Linked DNA regions of Homo sapiens: region 2 is linked to region 1. Evidence: chromatin contacts called from ENCODE Hi-C or POLR2A ChIA-PET data. All regions are on one chromosome and are shown on one strand. Each heading gives the region's core, a stretch centred on a gene start or an enhancer-like site at or near the end of the contact. The rest is flanking DNA. Distances are from core to core; before and after follow the strand shown.

Region 1 (4,071 bases), core at 1,559-4,058:
GATTACAGGCATGAGCCACCCCACCTGGCCTCAACCCTAACTTTCAAGACAGGCAGAATGTGTGGATTAGGTTAAAGAAACTTCAGGGGTACCCTGTTCTTTTACACTATTAAAAGGCATTTTTCTGATTGACAGTAGTTTAAAAGCTTGAATGTTGATAGTCCCAACTGACATACCACTGTTTCCTAAGCCTATGGAACAGGGAAATGCAAAGTAGGGCTGCCTGCAAAGTGAGATGACTGATGCCCAGGTGGCTCAAGTTGTTGCCAGGGAATGGGCTATTATCTCCAGGTGCCCCAGTAGTTCAGATAATTCCACACAGTCCCAAGTTATAAAATACAGCTGAACACAGAACAAGGAGGTTACTCTGTAAATGGATTGATCTTACATAAATGCTTTAAGACCATCTCTGTCTCAAGAGGTTAGACCAGAAAATGAATGCCCAAATACCAGCAGAGGCAGTACTTGTGTTTGCAAATACATAACAGTTAAGAGCTCAGGCTCCGATGCCAGATAGACATGGGTTAAATCCCAGCTCTTCCAGCAAATAGCTGTGTGGCTATCTCTGTTAAGACATTCTTCCGACTATGTACAGTAGGGCTGATTGCATTCCTTAAGATGAGAATATGTGGTAGCTTCAGATGTTAGTGCTTTCCTTCCTAAAACTATGCCCTAATCCCTTTGGTTGGACCTGTATTTTCCTCAAAAGCCTCACTCACTGATTTTAGGGTAGAGCTTTCTAGCTGGCTCATCTCATTCATTATGCTTTGAATCTCTCAAATTTCCATCTTTGAGAAAAACATATCTTAAAACTCTGGATGGTCGACCGGACTTTATAACTACAGAGAAAATGTAATTTTAACTAGAACATACAAACCACTTAGTTATACAAAACTTAAAATTGGTGCTTTCTTTAAAAATCACAAATGCTATATGCTGGAGACAGTATGGAGACAGCTAAGCCTAGCCTATCAGTAATGAATTTAGAACAAAAGCAGACTGACACAAAAGAGGACAAAAGGAGGCATCCTGCCTGTGCTTACCACCTGATTCTCTAAGTTCAGGGGTCTTTTGCACATTATAGGAGATTTTGTGATGTAGTGGAAAACAGAGGAGAACAAGTTCCATAGAGTCTTCATTTGTATTAGCTTATCTTAGTGCCCCACTGCTACCATCCTAATACAGGCAGTAAAGACTAAGTCCCAACAGGTTTCTCTGCCTTAGGACTCTCTCCACTTCCTGACATCCTGCACACAGCCACCAAACTACTTTCCTAAACCCCCAGTTCCATCAGATAACTTTCCAGCTCAAAAACTTTAATGGCTCCCTACCTACTACGCATTGGGAAAATCCCAACTAAAATTCAAGACCCAGGCCAGCATTACCCTACTGTTATAATACAGGACTTGTGTCCTTCTAATTACCCCAAGGAAATTCTATAAAGCTTCAACCAGACTAATCGGCTCACTGCTCCCCCAACACAAACTGCCCGCATATCTAGGCTGGATTACGCCCACGCCAGCCCTCACTCCAACCTTTCTGCCATTCCTTCCAAAGCCAGCCTACCCCCCCATCTCTGGCCCCACACACTACCCATACTACCCATCTTCTGACCCTCATCAACACACCCTTGTAGCTATCTCAATTCCCGTGGCATCCCAATCCGCTCCAATCAAGTCAAAGTTCCTTGGAAGGCAGACACATACTTTACATAGAGGGTCCAGCACAGTGCCCTGCACTTAGTAGGTGCTGGCTATTACTGATTAAAACCAGCAGGGGTTCAAATAACGTTTCTAGGGAGGGCAAGATAATACTGCCTATCTTCTTCCATTCGTAGTAAAAAGTATTCAGCGTTCACTACAAGCCTGAAAACGCCTAGCGTACGCAGATCAACGGTGCAGTGGAGAGGGCACGCCGCCGGATGGCAAAAAACCTGTGTCCTAATCCTGGTTTTGCCACAATCTCGGCAGTTGCTGGGAAATCAAGCCATCTCTCGGAGCTCCGGTTGTCTCCGACGTAAAACAAGGGAGCTGCTGTAGAGGATCCCGAGGTATCTTTTGGCTCCTAAATGTCCCCCGATAGGAAACCCCACACTCGTCTTCCAAGGCGGGAGGCAGGCAAACTTTTTTCCCAGCGCGGGCATTCCACACGGTCCTGGAAACTCAGTGCCCGGAGAAAAGGGCAGGGCTGAGGGCAAGGTGAGAAGCGGTCCCCCCGAAGTCGCCGGATTCCTTTACCCCACGGCTCGAGTCCGCCTCAGGTTCCCGGCCCCCTCACAGGCGGACTCCGGGAGAGTGACGCGGCGCGGCTCCCAGGTGCAGGCCGGGTGACTCTGTCCGCCCCTGCGCCCCCCGCACTAGTGGCACACGCCCCGTGGCCCCGGGTAGCGGCCCCGGCCCCTCACCAGCCCAAGGGACGTCCCCGACTCTGGACCAGGCCTCTGGCTCCCGCCTGGCGAGCCGCTCTTCCGGGCCCTGGGGCGGCCTCAGCGCGGCAGTACGGGCCCCAGGCCGGCGGGACGGGCGGCGTGAGGGGCAGCGGTGGCGGCTTTAAGTGCTGAATCACCACTTTGCAACCCGAGCGCCAAACCGCTGTGACCCACGGGGCCCGAGGGCCCGGGCGCTCCATTCCGCTTACCCACACAGGCGCTCCGGAGGCGGCAGGCGGGCGCCGAGGACTGAGCGGAAGGTGCTGGGCAGTGCGGGGTGCAGAAGCCACGCTAGCCGGTACCGCATTAGCCAGCGCAGTCGCCGGGATCACCGCAAACGCTTCCTGCTTGCGCTTCGAGCCGGCCCTGCGCACTGCGCATGCTCTAGCCGCGGCGCCGCGCGGTCTCCCGGGAGCTGCGGAGAGGTAGCTGCTCCGGGTTTTGCCTGGAGCCGGATGGGGCCAGGACGCAGGCGAGGACGGTGAAGACCGCGGACAGCCGAGGCCTGAGCAGGCGGACTGGAGGGACAGGGGTTTGGCCGGGGCGCTTTAGGAGCCAGCACCCAGACTTTCCCAGGCGGGGAGGGTCCCAGCTAGATCCCACCGGCCGCACTTGTGAGGGTGGCGACGTGTGTCTGACTGTGAGGGGGCGAGGGGCCGCTCATAAATCCAGTGAGGGCACACGGGGCTATGTTTTCTGAGGCACCCCCACTGACTAGCGTGCCGGACCCTGCAGGTGTTGGAACAAGGTTCGTGGTCGCGGCGGCCTCACGTAAAATGAATCCGCGGCCGGCGCGCGGCCCGCGGGCTCCCTCTAGAGCGCGGTGGGGACGTGGACCGCGAAGGCACAGATGCGCTGGAGACAAGGCTCGAGTGCGGCGTGGGGGAAATTCAGACGCAGGGGTCAGCGATAGAGAGGCCAGGACCCAGGGGGACGTTTCCATCCTTGGGGAAGTTAGCAGCTCTCTTAAGAGGAAGGTGCGGATGGGACGGGCGCCGCAGCAAAACAAGGCTTCAAATCCAGAGTAGAAACTACTACTCTTGTTAGTACTCCGTACTAGGAATACTACTAATGTCAGTCGGCTTCAGTGGTTACTTTTTAAACAAAGAATTTTCTCCCCAGTGGCTTTATGGGGCTTTGCACCCACGAACAACTTAATAGTTGTTATGAATCTAACTTTCCATAATACCTTATGGGAGTCTTTAAGGAAGAATGCTATTAGGGATGGTGACTTGCCAGCTTAAGTACTTTTAGGTTTCTGATTGACAGACGATCAAGACTGCAGCCAAAAACGGTGTCCTTAGTCCAAGTATTGCTTTAAATGGGAATTCAGTAGGAGGGTTCCTTAATCAAGTTGATGCTTTATCGAAGACGTACCCACGATCTTTTTAACAGTGCGGTTTCACCTAAAGGCAAACCTTTGGATGAAAACAGGTAAAAATTATGGCAAGCCTCCTAGTGGTGTTTGCAAGTGCATGGTTTTAAGAACCTTTAAATTACCAGTCCCAATGCAGAGTAGTCAATCACCTTGAAGCAGCTCCTCTGAGAGTGTTAATGCAGCCTTTCTGAATACATTTATGCTCCATTAATGGAATCTATAAATGGGCTGGGGTAGATTCAGACTTGGAGGGCTTGAAACATAT
Region 2 (4,149 bases), core at 362-2,861, 170 kb after region 1:
TCTCTCTCCTCTCCTCTTCTGTCTTGTCCTCTCCTCTCCTCTCTCTCTCTCTCTCTCTTTAAAGAGCTTGAGTCTCTCTGCTCAAAATTTCAAACTCAAAAAGTTTACTCATCTGGATTACTTTCATATAGGCTTCTGAGACTGAGTCAGAGCCTTGGAACCCAGCTGATCTACTTGTTTGTGGCAGTAGAGCGGCAGATACCCTGGTTGGCCTCCAGGTCTCCAATCTCTCCTTGTTCCTCACTAACAGGGCTCCAGCTGGGCTTAGGGCAGCAGGTTGCCCATGGAAGATCACATACCTCCCCAGAGCCCCTTGAAGCTGAAGTGTCTACAACCCAAGTCTGGCCAAAAAATATCCGTAGAAGCTTCCTCTGTGGGGCTTTCAGGAAAGCCCTATTGTTTTCCTGAGAAAAAGGGACAAGTCCAATCAGTACACATGTTTTGCCCTTGACCCCTCCCCTTCTTTCTGTGTAGAGTATGAACACCATGCTGGAGGGGCAGCAGCCCAGCTTTCCATTGTGAGGAAGAAAGTCAGGCATTAAGAGTAGCGGAGAAAAGTTACAAGGAGGCTGGGACCTTGTTTTCTGTAAGCAGCTGCCTCAGCCCTACCTCAAGACTTCTATAATGTGAGAAAAAGAGAAAAAACCCTATTTGGTGAAGCACTATGTTCAGTGACTTGCAGCTAAGTAAAATTTTAACTGATGCAGGCCGGGCGCAGTGGCTCACACCTGTAATCCCAGCATTTTGGGAGGCTGAGGCAGGTGGATGACTTGAGGTCAGGAGTTCAAGATCAGCCTGGCCAACATGGTGAAACCCTGTCTCTACTAAAAATACAAAAAATTAGCTGGCATTGTGGCAGGCACCTGTAATCCCAGCTACTTGGGAGGCTGAGGCAGGAGAATCGCTTGAACCCAGGAGGCAGAGGTTGCAGTGAGCCGAGATTGCACCACTGCACTCCAGCCTGGGTGACAGAGTGAAACTCCATCTCAAAAGAAAGAAAGAAAGAAAGAGAGAGAAAGAAAGAAAGAAGGAAAGAAAGAAAGAATCAATCCCTATCTCTACTAAAAATATGAAATTAGCTGGGTATGGTGGCACGTGCCTGTAATCCCAGCTACTCAGGGGGCTGAGACAGGAGAATCGCTTGAACCCGGGAGGTGAAGGCTACAGTGAGTCAACATTGCACCACTGCACTCCAGCCTGGGTGAGACAGAGTGAGACTCTGTCTCAAATTTTTTTTTTTTTTTTTTACTGATGCAACTAGAAAATAGAGGAAAATGTGAAAATTATAAGCCTCCGGAAAAACTTGACATATCTTGACAATATTGGCAGCCAAATGTAGCTGGTCATTAATATAATTTTCTATATCTATGTGCTGAAACAAAATAGCCACATCTACCTTCAAATAATTACACAAATCTATAATTATGGAACAATCTAAATACAATAAAAGAAAATACAGAGAACAATGAGGATATGTAATTGAGTGACCAGATCTGGTCAGGGAGGCTTCTCTGAGGAGCTGAGATCTGTTCTGAGACTAGAAGGATGAACAGGAGTTTATTAGGCAAAGGTGGTGGCCAGAGTGAGAAGCAGCAGCATGCATGAAGGCCCCAGGGCTGTAGAGAGCACAGTGCTTTTGAGGAACTGAAAGTAGTGCCCTGTGACTGAAATATTGAGAGTAAAAAAGAAAGTAGCACAAAATTAGGCTGGAGACATAAACAGGGGCCAGATGATGCTGGGCCCTGTGGTCAGTTTATATTAAGGATTTGGGTCTTTATCCTAGATCAATGGGAAGTCACAGAAGATTCTAAACCTGTAGCGTGACTTGGCCAGATTTGAGTTTAACAAAACAAGTGACATTCAAATCATATGAACTAGGACTGGAGATGTGAGGCTGCAGGTGACGTGGGGAGCCTATTTTGATACCAGCAGAGGATGTGGGCAAGGTGAGAGATGAGGACAGCTTGGATTAAGGGGTGTAGTGGAGGTGGAGAAAAGTTATGGGATTTGAATACCATTTAAAATGTAAAACTTACAGGGCCTGGTGATGGAGTAGACATAGATGTTGCTGGGTGGAGGAGTTCCAAGAGGACTCCTCGATTCTGGCTTGCAAAACTGGATGTCCAGTAGGGGATGGGGGTGGCATTTACCAAGAAAGGAAACCTGGAGGAGGCCTGAGTTGGGTGGGGGGCATCACGGTGAGTTCCCACTGAACACACCGAGCACGAGGAGCCTGGAGACACCCACGGGGCTATGGGAGTAGGTGGTGTGAGTAGGATCTGGTGCTTAGCCGAGAGGTCTGGGCTGGAAGCATCAGCATTTAGATGGAGTGGATGAAGTCATAAATCATGAGATCATTTAAGGAGAGAAGAGAGTGAACAGAGAAGCGGGCTTAGGACCAAGCTGATACCAAGATGAATAACCTTGTTTTCACCCTCAAGAAGCTTATGGCTGTGTAGAGGTGATGAGCTATGCACATATGTAATTACAGTATAGTCAGAAAAGGACTTACACTCTACCAATACCATAAACGATGCATTCGGAGGAGGAAAACATTATACCAGCTGAAGGGATTAGCAACAACTTCATGGAGACACATTTAAGACCATCTTTTTTTTTGGTGGGGGTGGGGCAGGGTCTCACTCTATCGCCCAGGCTGCAGTACAGTGGCATGATCATGGCTCACTGCAATCTTGAGCTCCTAGGCTCAAGAAATCTTCCTGCCTCAGCCTCCCAGGTAGCTAGGACTACAGGTGCGTGCCACCAAACCGGGAAAATTGTAGAGATAGGGTCTTGAACTCCTGACTCAGGTGATCCTCTTGCCTTGGCCTCCCAAAGTGCTGGGGTTACAGGCATGAGCAACTGCACCCAGCCTTAAGACGATCTTTGCTGTATAGCTAGAATAAAGTGAGGTGGATGAGGGTAGCGATGGGCTTCCAAGTGGAAAGAGTGACTTGATGAAGGGTATGAGGCTGAAAAACCAAGACCCATGGCAAACTTCAGGGAGTTTAGCTTATCTGGAGATAGGGTATACGTGGGGAATCATTTAAAAGGTGAGTTGGAGCCAGGTTGAGGAGGGCTGTAAATACCTGGCTGAGGTGCTTGACCTATAGGAGTGGGGACCTAACTAAGGTTTGTAGGAGAAGTAGGGGGAGGGTGCCTTGACTAAAGCAGTGATTGAAGAAGACTCCTGGATTCCCATGTGGGGTGCACTGAAGAGGACAGATACTGGAGGTGAGAGACCCATTACGAGGCTGGAGTGGAGCACCTCAGAGATTGTTCTACTGTAATGACTGAACCCAGCTGGTTAGCTCAAGTAAAAAGGGGATTGATTGAAAAAAATATATATATGTTTAGGAAACCTCATAGAATACAACCCTGGAAGTCCTGTCAGCCCACAGGAAATGGACAGTGGTTTGTCTCTGTTTCCCTGGAGACACACACATGGTCTCTTGTATTTGCCTCTCTCAGCTCTCCTGTACTCTTTGCAGACCAGCTTTCTCTGTAAGGGCCTGGGCTGCTGCTTTCCCTTCACCTGGTTTCAGGAGGTTTGGGTTGCCATGGCACCCATTCTGACCCAGATCCACTGGATCTTATATCAGACCCCACCACCATTTACTGCAGTCTCTCTGCTGATCATAGCATAAAGACAGGCTGTACCTTTTGGTGACACCAAACTGATATTCTAGTCACAATCAATGCAATAATCTAACAAATCTCCTGATCACATTTCCTGTTGGTGGGAAAGTCTAGCACTTGCACAGATTTGCTGGGCACAACTTGACTCACATTGTTTCCACATTTGTTTAATAACAGGTTATTATCTGCTGCAAGAATGAGGACAGGAACTGTGTTTGTCTTGTCTCCCGCTGTGTCTATTGCTGTATAACAAATTACCCCAAAACTTGGTGGCTTAAAACAGTAGGCATTTATGATCTCACAGTTTCTGTGAGTTAGGGATTTGGAAGTAGCTTGTCTGGATGGCTGTGGTTTGGGGTCTCTTATGAAGTTGCAATCAAGATGTTGGTTGGGCTGTAGTCATCTGAAAGCTTGAATGCAGCTGGAGGATCCACTTCCAAGATGGCACACTCACATGGCTGTTGGCAGGAGGCTTCAGTTCCTTATGACATGGACCTTTCCATAGGGCTG

What was found. A loop is a pair of places that touch in the nucleus more often than their neighbours do. ChIA-PET counts read pairs that join two places held with the same protein, here RNA polymerase II (POLR2A). Pooled maps may share reads with other maps.
Region 2: a pooled map shows a loop between it and region 1 (7-fold over the local background). The contact joins the enhancer-like site here to the promoter of IDE in region 1. A Hi-C loop is called at or near these places in 6 of 50 pooled maps. POLR2A ChIA-PET finds 5 or more read pairs at or near these places in 2 of 52 experiments (HEK293T and OCI-LY7).

What each region holds. Positions count from the first base shown.
Region 1 is chr10:92,571,285-92,575,355 of GRCh38, forward strand. It overlaps IDE (insulin degrading enzyme), which reads right to left and starts at 2,809. Exons shown (of 25, transcript NM_004969.4): 1 at 2,638-2,809. The coding sequence starts at 2,735. RefSeq lists a silencer at 2,209-2,658 and enhancers at 3,159-3,218, 3,229-3,468.
Region 2 is chr10:92,740,785-92,744,933 of GRCh38, forward strand. No RefSeq gene overlaps it. Among named protein-coding and RNA genes, the nearest start is that of HHEX, 53 kb to the left of the region's middle. RefSeq lists an enhancer at 1,684-2,023. Within about 2 kb of position 1,612, at least 4 of the 41 ENCODE cell types and tissues checked have a DNase peak (open chromatin) inside an H3K27ac peak, as active enhancers do; they include OCI-LY7, where a contact is called at or near this core.